Regions from separate parts of the Homo sapiens genome. Here region 2 is linked to region 1. Evidence: chromatin loops called from intact Hi-C (ENCODE). Cell type or tissue: CD14-positive monocyte. All regions are shown on one strand. Each heading gives the region's core, and the rest is flanking DNA. Links, peaks and the distances in the headings are about the cores only. Region 1 overlaps FTO (FTO alpha-ketoglutarate dependent dioxygenase). Region 2 overlaps SLC6A2 (solute carrier family 6 member 2).

Region 1 (8,000 bases), core at 1-8,000:
AGAACAAATTTGCACCCCAGATCTTTGTAACATTAAGCTATCTCTTCCATTTGAATAATGCCCTCTATCAAAGGACCTCATTGCCTGTTTACCACATATCCCTGGCATCTAGAAGAATGCCTGACACTCAGATTTGTGAAATACCTTTCCTCTCAATCTATTCCAGTGTTTATAAGTACTTTGTCTGCTTTATTAATTTTGAAGAGGAATGACCACTTGTGATATTGGCCTGTTGCTTTTTTTGCTCTTTTTCTCAACCTTGCCTGGTGTGGAAATCTTGAAATTCGAAGTCAGGATGGATCTCTGATATTGGAAGTAAGCACTGGTTATTCATCTAACCTTGCCAGGGGTGGAAGCCTTGAAACTGGAAGTAAGGAGAAATCTCTACTATGCAGTTCTCTGGTGTTTAAGCCCCAACATGGTACCACAGGCCCTTATTCCAGCATGAGCAAAGAGGGATGCCATGTGCACAGGCTGACTCCAGTGTACTTGAGGAAGAGAACACCATGGGACTGGGCTAAGACCAGGACAAAAAGACATGGTCTCCTCCCTGAGCCACCATTCCTAATTTGTTGACTTTCCTAGAAGTGAAATGGAGCTGGGTGAGAAGAGGAAGAACTGGCATGGCGAGGAAGAAGAGAGTTATAAAGACAGCCCTGGGACATGCCTCTGAATAAAGGGATGGGTTTTAGTTCAGTAGGGATAGGAACAAAGCTGAGGCTAATATGGCTTCCAGTCTGTAGGCAGCTGTTTTTTCCTGGTCACCTGCTAATGTCCTCGTCTGCTTTAGTGATATCAGCACAGTTATGAACTTTAGCGTTGGTGATTCGGCATGTGGACTAGAACTTGGAGCTGTGTTCACAAAAAGTGGAGCTCCTCACCTTGAGGATGGGCTGTGGGATAATGAGACTGATGCAGTTATCTGCTGAGACAACCTGTGATTGTGTCATCGGACCACGTCAGCTGCTATCATTCATGCTAAAGAGACTGGCTGCTTACTCCGGCACAGCTGGTTAGTTGGAAACTAGAAGTTGTGGCATCTGTAGTTCGGTAGCTGTCAGTTGCTACTAGGTAAACTTGTTTGCAGTGTTGGGGTGGGCATGAGGAATAAATGGAAGAGATTCCAGGGAGAAGCAGGGAGGCACTGGCCTGCTAGTTGCCATCCGGGTCTTTTTTAAGACATCTGTCCCTTCGCTTTTAATAATTACAGTCTCTGCTTTTTGCTGCCCTTAGCAGAAGAAAGTTCTTTGTGTTTCTGATCCAGATTACTCCATAAAACCTGATAACTCCATAAAACCTCCTCAAAAATGTGTAGGAATTGAAACATTGTATAAATTTAGAGCAAAGATTAAATGAGTCTAGAGATAGGGTTACTTTTTTCCCCCAAGATACAGCAACTTATCTTAAGGAGGCAAGTGTTGTTAATGTTATTACCATTGTTACTGTCATTATTTGAACAGTTTTATGGGGGACAAAAGCCAATTGACTTCTGTGCATCTTATTTATAAAATCAACACATGGGCTTTAGCATGAACTCTGTTTCTGGCAGGTTTCTGACTGTGATCAGTTGCTGGCTGGCTGTTTCTTAGGGGCAGTGCTTCTTAAACTTTTTGAGAAAACATTGATTCATTTATTTATCCAACATACATTTATTAAGTGTCTATTGTTTTCTAAGCACTGTTCCAGGTTCACAGCAGTGAACAGAACTGATGACAGTTCTTTCATGGAGCTTATATTCTAGTGGAATGACAGATATGAACTCTTTTCCTAAGCGGAACTCTGAAAATTTCTTTTATAAAATGTGCATATAGTTGCTATGCCCTGTATATTCACCAGCACTCAACAGTGACCAAAATAAAGTCATTCAGTTGAGATAAAGATACACAGTTCTCTTTTCTGAGCTTTGTTATAAAGTAATCACTTGTTATAAAATTTACATTTCAAGTTGCAGTGGGTCATATTTGGGAAGTAGCCGTGGGATGCCAGTTTTCTGAGGAACACCATCCTAGGGAATCCGTAACATAAATTCTCCTTCAATTATCCGTACCGTGGTTCCCATTTACTTTTCCAAGACCTGCGTCACTTTAAAGGTCTTCATTTGAAGGAAGGCTTAAATTCAGGCCACATTATATTGACAAATCTCTCTGAAGAGAGAATGGGCAAAGCCATACCTATCTCATAGGTGTTGGGGGATTACCTGTGATAATGCACTCAAGTACTTCATAAATGCTGGGTTTTGTTGTTGGGAGTGATCTGTCAGTCATGCGTTGGTTCTGCAAATATTTCTTAAGTGCCTACCTGGTATGAGGAGCTATCTTAGGTCCTGAGGTTGTAGAGATGAGTAACATTTGATTAGGGGAAATGTATTACACAATGTAGAATCATAAATACTATGGAAGAGATTGAGTCATGATTCCATAGAAACCCACATCCCAGGGAAGAAGACAGGCTCTCCTTAAGTGTTCTCATAAGACTCTCATTATGTGCCCAGCGACAGTGAGAAATACTGCTCCATTCCCCAATTGTGTTGGCTACCAGTAGATAGGTAGCTATTTGTCTCAAAGCATGAGTGAGAAATAGGAGAGAAATTTATACGTGAGGATAGGTCATTGTATAAAAGTTGTGCTACCTTCTTTCCATTGTATAAAGTTTGTGGAGGAAAAATGGTTTTCTTTCAGAGTAAATTTAATTAATATGTTTGGGGGCATAGATTCTGAATCAGATTGCCTGGGTTTGAATCTTGGATCCACTTCTATAACTCCAGGCAAGTTACAATTGTGGATTGTAACTAGATGAGTTACTTAACCCCTCTGAGCCTCAATTTTCTCGTTTGTTATTTGCCTAGGGGATGATAATAATAGAACCCATTTCATAGGGTTGATTAAGTGATTAAATGTAAAACACCCAGAGCAAGTACCTGTAACGTATTAGGTGTTCAATAAAAATGACCTATCATGATCTTCAGATCAAAACAATAAAGCCAGGAATAAACCCAGCCACCCTTATCCAAATTGGCCTCTCCTTTGAGAGAATGCCTCATGAAGTAAATATCCTAGCCTCCTGGTAGGGGCCTGATATTGCAAAATTGGTGCAGGGAAGAACACTAGACAGAGTTGGTGCTCTGTGCTCAGCAGTGTCACACAGAATTGACAGGTGGAGGGCTGGACTCCAGTTTGAATCCCATCATTAGTGACTATAGGACTCTGGGCATGTCACAGACACTCTACGCCTTAGCAACTTTATGTAAGAAAGAAGCGACTTGATCTCGATCGCCCCAAAAGTGGGAGGCATCTTCCAGCTCTCACAAGGAGTGGCTCCATACGTGAGATCCCCGGGAGCAGGGAAAAGTGGATGTTACTCCTGATGGGTTTCACTCCTCTACTTCCACTTTCCCTGAAGTCTGCAATTGTACTAATTTTAACAACAATAGCAGCTGACATTTATTGAGAAGTCACTGTGTTCCAGACAGAGTTTTAAATGTTTTATATGATGAGAAAACCGAGGCACAGAGGTGCAGAGTAACTTGCCCAAGGCAACAGCTAGTAAGTAGTGAAGATGGAATTTAAGCCAAGACGGCCCAGGTTGGCCAAGAGCAATAACAAAGCTTTAGTTTTTAATCAACCACTGATACGATTCACTTAGTATTTTAGAGACCTTCTAGGATCCTTCTCAGTGTGGAGATAGGCAGGTATGTATCTTTACATATTTATTTCCTCTGGTACCTAACATGTTTTACACTTTTTAGTTGTGGGTGCATCTCTATAAGGAAATAGTATCCAGCTAATGCATTATCAATCTCCCTGCCATGGATCTTTTAAAGGAAAGTTATCACCTTTATATGCTCTGTCATTTCTTTTATATTGGTTACAGTCTTTTAGAAGGTGGGAGAGTAGGGGTGAAAATTAGAACACCAAAGTTTAGCCTCCAAGAATCTGTAAATCTCTGTAAATCCTCTAAGTCAAGTAATTTTGGGGCTGCGTTAGTCAAGGCTGATTTCAGTGGGTGCCCTTAAGGTGAAAGGGTAGCAATTTATCTACTCCATAATGGGTTAATCACCAGCTGTACAGTTTGTTTATATCTAGGAAACAATTTACCACACATGAAGAGTAGTAATTTTATTCTATCTCAGGGGTATCCCCAGTGTATTTTACAAATTTACTCTGTAATGTTATAGATAAAAGTTTAACTCTGGCTTTCAGTTGAGGAAGTCATGGTGGAGGAGGATGGGGGAAGGGGAAGGAACAGCTCTACTGGCCTGTAGGGGACACTGTTGCATCATTTATTAGAATTTTCCAGTCTATTGTCCCAGGACAAAAAAAACAAAACCAAACAAATCAGAAAACAAAAAAAAATAGTTGAATCACCTTGAAAATGCTTATTAGAATTATTTGAATCGTTCCAATGTGTTTAGAATGTTCAGGACTTCTCAGGTATTGGTCAGACTGTTCAGTATCCATGCGTGAAAGAAATAGGTTAGTGGTTCTTTCTGAGACAGGAGTGTTTGATGGGACTCTTCTGATTACCTTTCTCTCCATAGTCAACTTTGGATAGGGTGCTCAGGACGTTACTTTTTAGTTTAATAAACCTTTAGGTTTAGTTAACCATCTTCATTTTTTATTAAGATATGCTCATATTAAGTTGTTTTGCTTCCAGAATGTATGCTAAATAAATGTCCCAATCCTTGGAAGGGCGTTTTGGAAGTTCCTATTGTCTTCTTTTTATTCTTATATTTTTTTTCACTGAAAAAGTTGCTGTTTACTGAAAAAATGAAGTCATATCTACAAGGAAGGCTTATGTAGGGCCTGGTCTGAACTCCAGGAAGCATATGACCAGATGCTGTGCTACGGCTCTCTTTCCAGACTGTTGACAGCCATTGTATCTGTCCAGGTACCCCATGGCCTGGCCAGCAAAACCTCCACCCCTCTGCCCAGCTCTGGCCTCTTTCCTACCAGAATACGGGCCTGGGAGGCAACTGCAATGAACCCTCGGAAAGCATAGGTTTTGCTAAGGCAGCCTGCACAGTAATGATATTGTTAGCTTGCTTCATTTCCAGTTTCACCATCAATTACGCCATGTGTTTCATCCAGTTGGTGCTACCCTCCCAGTGTTAATTATAACCTACAAGACTGTTACAGTTAATTTTATGGCAAGCATATTGTCTCTTCAAGGCTCCAGAGCAGCTCATAAATTATCTTGAAGGTAAAATGTAACTTGGGGAACTAGTTATGAAAATTCCATCCATCTCGCTTAGGAGCTGCAGCTGCTACTGTCAGCTGCCTTGCTGCTGCACTGTGAAGGAATTATGGTGGGTCAAGTTTAAGAGGGTAGGCCCAGGCTGTCACTGAGGAGAAAGGCTGTCCTGGCCCTGTCAGACAAGTACCTTCTGCCAATCCCTGGTGGTTTCACTTTGCAGGCAGGAAGAGGCAGGCAGCGCAGGTGGATGGTCCCCAAGCTGTCTGTATTCATTACTTTACAGAAACTTGTTGTAGGTAGGCAGGTCCAGAGACCTTTCCTCTTCTCTGTTGTCATGATGTTAGGCATCATCTGCAAAGTGTGAGATAGATAACTCTATAACTAACTCTGGGCTTGGTTCAGGAGAGGAGGAGAATAAGGGGGCGGAAGCTATTAGTGGCAGCACTTCCCAGCCACCCCTTACTGGTCTCCTACTTGGTAATTTCTATCTTGCAAAAGCCCCTGGCTTGAACGAGCATTTTATTTGTGGTGGTGATTTTTCATATAATCTGATAAAGCGAGATTTCACTGTGGACGAATGTACTCGAAAATTGCCTACTAAATAAATTAACAGGTTATCTTATTGGGATAATAAACACACTCCTTTTCTATTTCCTCACACGAAGTCTAAGCTTTACATTTCAGCCCTCGGGGCTTTAGCATTATTATTTTTAATGACTGAACACAAGTCTTTCATTTAGCTTGTTTGTATAGTTACTGTAAATGATCTTTCTGCTGTTGGTACTTCATTTGAAATTCTGCATGTTATGCTAGCTTTAAAAGCTTTGAGGGGGCCTTGGAGAATTGGGAAGCTGTATTAAGCACAGCATCTTCTAGTGGCATTGGAAACGGGCTATGGCAGAAAAGTCAGAGAGGGTGTGTTAAGAAAGTACGCCTGCATGTATAAATCAAAGTCTGAGTTTGAGTGACGCGTACACAAACAGTGGTGGTTTCGGTGGCAGGTTGAGAACTCGCCATTGTAAAGTAAGAGAGCCATTCCCTTAGCTGGTGATTTCTCCTTGTGTGTTTCTGAGCACTTTTATTGCATTCACACATCTACTAGTTTTTGTACGAAGAGTGCCTCAGATCATTACACTGCGGCTGTATAAGAGACCTGGTTTGGAGGGATTTGAAGGACACATGGAATAGTGAATTCATGTCCAAAGAGGCACCGGGCTTTCTGAAGGAAGTATTCGTCTGAGCTTTTGATGATGGGGGCATGAGAGTTGGATATTTGTGAGTTTTCTAGTGAATGCTAGTGAACTCAGACCAGGGATTGCAGATTCAGATGTCTGTAGGCCATGGTAATCATGTATGTAGATAAAGCCAGAGAGGTGAGACACTGTTAAGTTCAAGGCAAAACACACGTGTGTGTGTATGCCAGAATCTGCATAGAGTAGAACAATGTTACAAGGTCACAGAGGCAATACCCAGATTGTCTTCTGGTCTCCTGGCCAGCGGACATTCACACTTTGTCTCAAGTGGGCAGCCAGGCAGCTGCTATCCAGCCTTGCGAGGAGGCAGGATCTATGTTAGTAGGTCTTCCACATTTTCAACAGAAGTGGAACATTCATATTGTATGTGTATGCTTCCGAAGTCTCACAGTGATTTAAATGTTAGCATGAATTCAAATATTTGTAACTGTTAGGCTAATCAAAACATGTGTGGAGCCTGGACATTGTGGGCAGGATTCTGCTATAGAATGAAAGTCCTGACTGCTTTGAATTAAAAACCTTCTCCATCTTCTCACACTTCTCAAGAATAGAAGGAATGACCCTGGCTGGGAGACCAGTACACAATCTGTGTATTGCCTCTGTGACCTTGTGACCTTGTAACATTGCATTATTCCATGTAGGTTCTTGCGCGTGAGTGTGTATGTGTGTACGTGTGTGTTGCCTTGAACTTGGCACTATTTCATCTTTCCTTTTATAAACAAAGTATATGAGAGTTTCCAAAAGTGAATGAGGTGTATATGGTGCTCATTGTCACCATAAAAAGGTGTCCACAAAAATGTTGGCAGTTTTGAATTTGATAAAGGGTTTAATTCTCAGAAAGGAAGGACTGGGACTTATTGCTAGTGAATCACCATTTCTCCTGTTACACCCTTGAGCTCCTGCTTTAGCTCCCATCTCCTCCATGGGGGAACCCAGCTGTTCTTTCACTGTAGAAGTGAAGCTTGAACAAAGATGTCATGTGGCCAGAATCATCTTTTAGTCTCACCACTCCACACTGATGGTCACATAGAGGTGTGAGTTGGGAAGTTGTTAAATACAAGAGGGTTTGAGCTTCTGGAGAAGAGGAAAATGTAAAAATATTTTTTCCTTTAAGAAAGATAAAAAGGTAAGCCTAAACCTTGGCGGCCACCGAAGTCAGCTGTTACGCATGTGTAGTTAAATTTCACTGTAAATATTTCATAAGGGTTCTTAGAATGGAGCCAGGTTGACATCACAGCCCCAACTGTACCAAAGGAACCATTTCATTAAAATAAGCCAACATTTCCAAAGAAACACGAATGTCTATGGCAGAGTTAACATAAGGTCAGAAAATCCTCTGGAAGAAATTTCGGTATCAATGTTTATAATCTCTGCATTTATGGATTTGCAGTTTGTGCAAAAAAAAAAAAAAAAACCCAGTGAGACTTTATTTTGGTTAAATAAGACTAGCTTGTGAAATAGTCTGTATATCCAGATCCATCCTAACCCAATGCCTTGGCAGCCTTTTGGATAAATAATGTCTTTTCCAAAATGTGTGTATTTGAAAAAGGAAGA
Region 2 (9,048 bases), core at 1,049-9,048, 1.8 Mb after region 1:
CAGAAGGCCCTATTTAAATGCAGACAAAAAAAGTGAGTCCTCACTCAAAAAGATAAGACTTAGGCCATAGCCAAGAACCATAGGAACCCCTTTGACATCTTGGAAATCCAAAAGAAGAGGCTTCAGATAAGCCAGCCCCACACTGTCCTCTTGCAGGTGGGGAAATGATTCAGAGGCAACACAGATAAAATCTTGTGCTCTAAACAAGCATTTTCTCATTATATTTTATTATCAATAATCAATAGGCCAGGCATGGTGGCTCACTCCTATAATCCCAGGGCTGTGGAAGGCTGAGGTGGAAGGATTGCTTGAGGCCAGGATGTCAAGACCAGACTGGGCAACATAGGGAGACCCCCGTCTCTATAAAAAATTTAAAAAATTAGCTGAGCATGGTGTTGTATGCCTGTAGCCCTAGCTACTCAGGAGGCTGAGGTGGGAGGATCACATGAGCCCAGGAGTTGGAGGCTGCAGTGAGCTATGATTATACCACTGCACTTCAACCTGGGTAGAGTGAGACCTGGTTTCTAAAAAACACCTCAAAACCCAAACGAACAAACAAAAACATTTTGAACCCAGTAGTTTCTTACATCCTTTTATTTTATCCAAATGTAAGATTGGATTTACTGACATCTTTTTAAATCTATGTCTACCCTTAGTACCTCATGCCTGGACATTTGCAAAAAATCTTATGGAAGGGCTGGCACTTGGTTTTCCTCCCACTGCCTTTTGCTTTCAGTCAGCAGATCTGCCAGGAGCAGGGAGTTGAGAAGGATTTTGAGGCTGCTTCTGGGCTTATAATGAAGAATACTGATTTTGATTAACAGTGTCTGCCAAGAGGAGGGGAGAGGAGAGGAGAGTGGTAGCTTGCATTCTTCTTGTCTGCCCTCACATTGTCCTCATAAGGAAGCAATCTGCCCATAGCAGTGGGATATGAGACCCTTTCAGACTCTAAGAGTCTGGAGTTTGAAGTGACCACTTTGCTTGATCATTAGAAAGGCAGCCAAAAATCCTTATCAAAAACTGCTGCCTGAAGTTCCCATCACTAGAAGCTCTTCTGCAGGAGTTGTTTCCAGAGACACTTATTGACATGTAAACGTATGACATGGGTTTTGGTGTTTTACTGCTTTCACTCCACTATCAGCTTATCTGTACCCACTCAGGCTGAGTGAGTGTCAGGAGACAGGTAGCTGTTGCGTAGGGGAGACAGGTGTTGACTTAACCCTCACCCTCTCCCACGTAGTTTCTGAGTTCTGAGTTTGCCTGAGAACAGGACAGAAATGTGACGAGAGGATGGGGAAGGCAGGACGTGCTGATTTCTCGAGAGAGGCAAGGCAGCCTACATGAGTCCTGGGCTGCAGGAGGCTCTAGGAACCCTGGGGCCTGAGACTGAGGTCCAGGGAGACCCTAATTCCTGCACCCCACCCCTCCTGGTTCCCTCCAGATGGGAGGCATGGAGGCTGTCATCACGGGCCTGGCAGATGACTTCCAGGTCCTGAAGCGACACCGGAAACTCTTCACATTTGGCGTCACCTTCAGCACTTTCCTTCTCGCCCTGTTCTGCATAACCAAGGTGAGTAGGGGCTGGGCTCTGGGTCACCTGGGGGCCTCTGAGGCCGCATTTCAATAAAGTCAAACATTCCTAGCCTTAGAACTGGGGCTGAGCTCAGGGAGAACAATGCAGGATCCAGCATCCTCAATTCAGCGGCCTGACCCACTAGGGTTAGGCCCAGTAGTCTTCTTCCATCTCTGATGCTGAGGATTCCATTCAGCCCTGTTAATTGCTTATTGACTTGAGGGGCAGCAAAAGTCCCTTTGGAACCCATCTAACTCTTTATTGGCTGAAACTGAGGTGACTGTAACGTCAATACAACAGCACCACAGCCCTATGCCCTGGGTTTTCAAATAGAGCTCCGAGCAAGTGGGACAGGGGGCAGGTAAGAGTTGACAGACACAACAATCAGTTCCCACGTTTGACCAAAGAGGGCCTCTTGGCTTCTTCTCTCCCTGTGCCAGGGTGGAATTTACGTCTTGACCCTCCTGGACACCTTTGCTGCGGGCACCTCCATCCTTTTTGCTGTCCTCATGGAAGCCATCGGAGTTTCCTGGTTTTATGGTATGTGAGTGTGTGGAAAAGCCTCAGCTCCCAGTCCTCCTAGAATCCTGCACCTGGAGGTGTGCAGGGAGGCCTTCCATTTCCAGGACAGCCACCTAAAATTCCAGAGTCCAGCAAGTCACTTATTGGGAACAAATCTCAATCCTCGGCTCATCTTTGGATGAACCTGCCCTTAACAGGAGGCTGCAAAGGCCCCTGGGCATCAACTCCTAAAAGAGGAACCCTTAGGAAAATGCTGACCCCCAAGTCATATAATTCATCCTACCAGGGGGTTGTCAGATTTAGCAAACACAACACGGGTTGCCTAGTTAAACTTGAATTTCAGATAAATAACAAATAATTATTTAGTATAAGTATAGCTCAAATATTGCATCGGACATACTTACCCTAATTTTTTTCATTATTTATGTGAAATTCAAACTTAACTGGGTATCTTGTATTTTTTCTGGCAAACTTATTCTGGAACAGAACTGAGAGAATATTTTACAAACCCTTAAATGTGTTAATTGTTTGTTTTTCCCCACCAAGTGTCACACCAACATGTTAGTCCTGTTCTCACTCTGCTGCCACTCAGAAAGAGATTCAATGGAAGAGTCTGGGCTCTCCTATCAGATTGAAGTCAGGGAATGTGCTGTATGCATAGTTGTTGTTATTTTCAGAGCAAGAGTAACCAAGAGGAAAGAGCTGGGCTTTGGAGTCAGGCCAACTGGCTCTGGAATTTGGGGCAAATCCCCTCACCTCTTTGAGCCCAGGTTTCCCTCTGACAGGTGAATTGGGGTGACACATGAAAGGGGATACTGTCCTAGAGTTTGTCCTCTCCCTCATTCTGCATTACAAAGGGCCCATCCCCGAGTCTCCCTAGTTCCAGGGTATCAGCATCTTGCCTCACTGCCCTGCTCTCCACCTGGGGCCAGAACCTCATGGGAGGACCTGGCCCTGGCTATCATGGGGGCCATGGTAACAGGCCTGCCCTGTGTGTGCACAGGAGTGGACAGGTTCAGCAACGACATCCAGCAGATGATGGGGTTCAGGCCGGGTCTATACTGGAGACTGTGCTGGAAGTTCGTCAGTCCTGCCTTCCTCCTGGTGTGTAGTGTCTGCAGGGAAGTCCTGCATGTGGGGAGGGGGCTGTGTCCAGGATGGAGCTGGGTGAGGATATTTGCTTCTTAGGGGAGGAGGCTCTGGGATCCAGAGGCCCTGGTCATGCAGAGGGGTCACTTGGGATGCTTGGCCCTGTGGATAACGTGGTAGACATCCACCTTACTAGGGGGTTCTCCAGCTGGGGCCAGGTCCCCGGGGGCTGTTATGCCTTCTCCAAAGTCACCTTCTGTTCTTCCTCTTTTCTTGCTCCCTGTCATATCTGCCTCCTTTTGATTATCACTTGCTTCTTGAATTCTTTCTTATTTCTCCATCTCTTTCTCTTTTCCACTCCTTCCTTATTTCCTCCCTTTGCTGTGATGCTCACTTCTCTTCATTTCTCTCCCACCTTTCTTCCACCTCCTTCTCTCTTTCCTTTCTTGTCTCTCTTCTGTCCTGTCTTCCTTTCTCTCCCTTCTCTGCCCATCTCTAGTTCGTGGTTGTGGTCAGCATCATCAACTTCAAGCCACTCACCTACGACGACTACATCTTCCCGCCCTGGGCCAACTGGGTGGGGTGGGGCATCGCCCTGTCCTCCATGGTCCTGGTGCCCATCTACGTCATCTATAAGTTCCTCAGCACGCAGGGCTCTCTTTGGGAGGTGAGCTCTGGTCCTCCCCAGGGGAACAGGGTGGGAGGGGGCTGAGGGGGAAGACGGGACGACTCTCATTCCTGTTGGGGTGGGGGAAGGGACAGAAGGACACAGACACTAGGGTCAAACGGACCCACCTCATTGGCCAGGTTATTTTCCCCCATGAGCCTCAGTTTCCACATCTGTATATTGAGGATAATATTACGTACCCCAAAACAAAAAAGAAGTACTTAGCACAGTGTCTGGCGCACAGGAGGTGTTCAGTACATGTTACTTGGGGGTGAGCTCAGCCCTGGAGTTCACTAAGGATTGATTAGACAGACTGCCTGAACCCAGCTCACTGTGATGTCTCTGTCTAAGATTTGTCATTTCCCAAGATGTCCCAGCTCTCCCCATCCAAGCCCACTGTGATCTGCTCCTTCTGGTTTTCACCTGCCTCTTTCCAGAACCTAATAATCTGATCAGCCTAAACCAGAGATTTCTGAACTATTTCTTTCTATGCATTCTGCATATATGTCAATATTTATACATATGTATATATGTACATGTGTGTGTATATACATACATGTATATATACACACACACACACATTTATATAAATATTTAGGAAACTGCCCTTTATTCTGAAATTATGTCACTCCTATTTGATTAAAATATCCTTTCTTTCATAAACTAATAGTGATAATCTTTTCCTCATATCCTTACTTTACAAAACAAAGATGATTTCATTCCTTCATTCCTTTATCCACTCACTTGGAAGGTATTTATTGGGACGCAGATATATGCTGGGTAGTATTCGAGGCACTAGACAAAAATTCCTGCCCTTATGGAGTTCACATTCTAATCAAGGGCAGGTAAACAAAATGAGGATGGAAGGCATCCTTGGGAGCCACAAGGAAACTCAAGGAAGGGAGTAACAGACAGACAGTCCCCATCCTCATTCTTTGTGATACATTTCCTGTCTGTGAAATCCCTAAGTCTGGTTCCGGGTCACTGGGAGGATCAGTGTTCAGTGACCTCATTCTAGACATGGGAACTGGGACCTGAGCCTTCTATTCTTCACACTTTGGGAGTGGAGAGGCTTCCTGCTACCAGTGATCAATTGTTGGTTCAGAACACATGGCTTGAGACCCCACAAGTGCCTCCACTGCAGGAGGGCTTTCCTGATTCCCTGCAGGGCCAGAGGCTTCCTTCCACACTCTCCCTGCTGCACTTTCTCCATTCTGGGTCTAAGATGATGTGTGTGTTTGTTCATTGCCAGTCCCTTACATGGGCGGTAAGCTCCCCCAAAGTAGAGACTGTGTGGGTCTCCTTCAAGTCTGGATCCACAGGGCCTAGCCCCATGTCTGACCACAGTAGGCAGCTCAAGAAACAGTGTCTGGATGAGTGACTCAATGGACCAGCTCCACAAACAAAGCTGGAGGTGTCTTGTACAGACCCCAAATGCTATCCATGTGGGGCTGCAGGATCAAATAGCAGGTGGCCCTCATCTGGGGGTGCAGCCAGGCTGCCAGAAGGGTGTCCCTGGGCCAAGCTGAGGCCTCCTCCCCTTCTCTTCCTTTCAGAGACTGGCCTATGGCATCACGCCAGAGAACGAGCACCACCTGGTGGCTCAGAGGGACATCAGACAGTTCCAGGTGGGTGAAGCCTAGACCCCTGGGGTGGAGATTACAAGGGCGGGCCCTGGCTGTTCCCTGCTGTGCACTGCCCAAGGCTAGACATCACATCCAGAAAACCCAGAAACCCAGTGTGAGCTGCCTTTTCCCCTTGGAAACATCGGGATGGGGGACAGGGAGGCTCACCTTGAGCCCATGGCCTCAGGCTTGCCCTGTGACTTTGGGGAGGTTCTGCTGCCCTTTCTGGGCCTCTGTGACAATTAGGGAATCAACTTGCACGTTCCCTGAGGTCCGTGAAGGAAGGGGGTGTTTTTCTGCCTTCTCTCTACCTCCTGCTGCCCCCGCCAGCTGGCCCTTGCTCCTTTCTGTCCCCACCATGTCATCAAGTCCTCGCTGTCTTTCTCTGCAGTTGCAACACTGGCTGGCCATCTGAGCCTGCCTGGAGGAGAAGGAGGAACCCCCATGCCAATGTCCAGGTCACAGGCATCCGCTGCGCTCCCACCTCGGACACCATCTTGGGATTCCTCCCCTGGAAGTTGTCCTTTCTGATCCTCTCTTCTTTTCCCATTTACAAATGATTTCGTGACTGTAGTTTTTGTTCACCTTCTGTGCATCTGGCCTGGGGGCTGTTAGCTCAGAGGAGAGGAGCAAACAGGAAAATGACTTCTGTTCTGTCCCCGCTGTTTTGGGGGAAGTCTCTCCCACTTTGGGATCCTGCTGAAGCTAGGTTCATGAGGTCGGAAATCCCCACCACATTTGCCTAGACTTTGGGCACAGGAGTTCTTAGTCCACCAAATCAGAGAGAGGATGGGCTTTTGATCAGATACCCCTCCCAAAAAAAAAAAAAACTAAAACTAAAGCAAAAATCAAACAAAATCTGGCTGAGTTTAGTGGGGTGGTTGGGGAAGGTACATAGACCCTCCTCTTGCCCACCCTAGACAGCCCTCTCATGTCTGAACCTCAGCCTGGGAGTTAGATTTATTTGTCTCTAAAATGAAGTCAGTGGATAGATGCTTTGAGGGATTTTGAGTAGAAACATTCATAGTTAATTTTCACTCTGGCCAATCTGAGTTTGATGTGTGTGTTCTGGAACATTCCTCCAGCTTTTGGTGGTCAGATGGCCCAGAGATATGGGGGACAGGAGGAAGAGGGTAAATGAACCACAGTGAGCAGGTTCTAGGAGGTACCTGCATCAGACAAGCTGGTGGAGGCCACGTGGCAAGCCACATCTACTGAGGCCTCATGCTGCTCTTGCTCTGTAAGACACGGAGCCCAGAAACCCATCTGCACTTCCTGAGACCTGCCTGGGGAAACGGGGGCAGGGACCAAGTGAGGCCTCATGTGTGTCTTCACCGTGCTGTCCTCACAAGGCCAGGTGGGTGCCCAAAGGGAGCCTGACAGGCTGTTGTGTTAATTTATTGTTCTTGCACACCTGCACAGCCTCCCTCTGGGGATCCCACCTGGAGTGGACCAGGGGTCTTGAGAAATGGAGAGTTGGCTGCAAAAACTCTCATGCACTAGATGTGGCACCTTGGAGGGCAGGGTGAGACAAGCAGCCCAGAAATACTCTCTCAAGTGGAGGGGAGAATTTTGAGAGTGGATGGAACAGTTTGGTGGTTTCAGAGAATTTCTAGGTTTCTACTTGGATCTACTTCTGATACAAACTTGCACTTGGTGCCCTCTGGTGGTGTTTAGTTTTAGTTCCGTAAGAGAAATGATTCCTAGTTTGCTAAATTGGTGGCATCTTTGGGAGGGGTTTCTGTTTATGGTTAGAGTCTCTTACACCCTTGTTGGAGGGATTCTTATTCTGACTGTGGGAGCTCCTGTTGCGGGATCTTGGGAAAAAATAAAGAAGCCGCTGCATTCGCACGTCAAGAAGGTGCTTTGCCTCAAATTGGGGTGTTGTTGAGCCTGGTGGTTCCTGCATGAAGAGGATTATGAGGGGACCAGGGTGGGGCAGGGAGATGGTTTTGTCTCCCAGGGTCCTGAGGTTTCCTTGCTGGGTCGGGGTCCTCAGGTCATTCTATAGATAAAAGAGGGAAAATCAGGAGACTTTGAATCTTTCTGTATAAAAAGGTCAGCTGAATGCCTGAGACAGCCCAGGTGGCAGGTGTCTTGGAGCCCTGTGAACAGTGAGGCTTAAGAATGGAGAACAATCAGGTCGGGGTCTGGGCCCCATTAGTGACTTTATATCCTCCCATAAAAGGTAACTTCTTCCTAGGTGTTACCATTTTTCTTTTCGTTTTTTGTTTTTGTTTTTGTTTGTTTGTTTGTTTGTTTGTAATAAAGCACTTTAATGCACATTACCTGCCATCTGCCCAGTGAGGACTGCAGGGCTATAGCTTCTATCTCCCCATTTCCCAGGTGAGAGAACCAAGGCCCAGCATTTTAGTCACTCTTGCTCAAGGTTTTTTAGCAACTAACAGATCGAGTTGGGCCTTCAATTCACATCCACTGACTCTCAGCCCAGATTATTTTGAATATTCCCTGCACAATAGGGTTCACCCCACCCAGGACTGTCATTTTTAAAAAACTCATTCAAACCGCAAAGGAAAATTTCTTAGCAAAAGAACAATGTGTTGGAGGATGGGAAGGGGCGAGAGAATGCCATTTATTTTCCTCTAGCTGGTTTCCAGAGAGGAAATTATTTAGCTGCTCTCTTTTGATGAAAATAATCACTCTTTGGAATAGTTGGATGTGAAAAGCTGAGTCTACTTGGTTGAAATGAGAGCAAACAGTCAGCAAAGCCTTTTGCATTAGAGCAGGGTCGTGCTTCCGAGAGAGCCTGCCATTTCCTCTTTGCCATCTGCATGTGGCCCCTTCTGCCTCCAGACATTTGTCCCGGGGTGAATCGGAGATGTGGTGCTAGCTGAACCAACACCAAACCAACGCAGTGGTGCTGCCTTGCGGCGGAAGTTGGCTCCTGAATCTGGGATGGGAACCTGGCTCCAAGCCTGGGTCCCCTGGGAGGGTGGGGGTACCCAGAAAGCCCTTGGAAGTTCTCGGGGAGGTGCTTGGAGATCATTTGGGTTTACCTTTCCACCCACATTTAATGGAGAGAGAGTATGGGCTTTATGTTAAGTCATCTTTGACTTCCTTTTTGTAGCTTGTTTTTAATAGCAGAGGTCACCCGGGACAAGGGTGCTGTGTACTGTATATGACACTTGACGCTTTTGATATTTTTTCAGGTTTTTAAAGAATTATTATTTTTCATGAAATGTAAAATATCAGTTTGAGAACATCACATTTACGTCTACTCAATGTCTAGTTATTTAGCACCCACCTTTTAGCTTTCATTCTAGATGAAAACGAGACAAGGGAGAAGGAGAGCTACCAACTCTTGCCAGATATCCTGCTGAACAGAAATCCCTGAAGCTGCCTTAATTCTCAAAAGGAGTTACCGCTCAGCTGGGAGCCAGTTCCTGCTATATGATCTGTTTTCTAGCCTCGCTAATGTGAGACTGAAGCATTCTTACCAAAGAAATCATTTCCTAGTAAAGAAGCCCATTGAACTCACTTTATTTGTTTATTTCCTTCGAAAGCCACCGAAGAGAGAAAAACAGAGAAGGTGTGTAGTGTGGCGGAAAAAG

Evidence for each region. Peaks named below come from ENCODE experiments on the same cell type or tissue, not always from the same donor. Only the 100,000 strongest peaks of a DNase experiment are listed, where the experiment ranks them.
Region 2: a loop joins it to region 1, with 6 times the contacts of the local background. A loop is called at or near these places in 3 of 110 quality-filtered maps.

The regions. Positions count from the first base shown.
Region 1 is chr16:53,941,855-53,949,854 of GRCh38, forward strand. All of the region lies in intron 8 of FTO (FTO alpha-ketoglutarate dependent dioxygenase), which reads left to right. Among named protein-coding and RNA genes, the nearest start is that of FTO-IT1, 94 kb to the right of the region's middle. RefSeq lists an enhancer at 4,103-4,397. In CD14-positive monocyte, for the core only: CTCF peaks have their summits at 4,278 (motif pointing right) and 4,479; a DNase peak (open chromatin) is centred at 4,247; H3K27ac peaks cover 449 bases.
Region 2 is chr16:55,696,456-55,705,503 of GRCh38, forward strand. It overlaps SLC6A2 (solute carrier family 6 member 2), which reads left to right. Exons shown (of 15, transcript NM_001172501.3): 10 at 1,442-1,570; 11 at 2,014-2,113; 12 at 3,099-3,199; 13 at 3,684-3,851; 14 at 5,408-5,479; 15 at 5,868-9,048. The coding sequence ends at 5,891. Among named protein-coding and RNA genes, the nearest start is that of SLC6A2, 45 kb to the left of the region's middle. In CD14-positive monocyte, for the core only: CTCF peaks have their summits at 5,474 (motif pointing left), 5,679 and 7,164 (motif pointing left); DNase peaks (open chromatin) are centred at 5,436 and 7,146.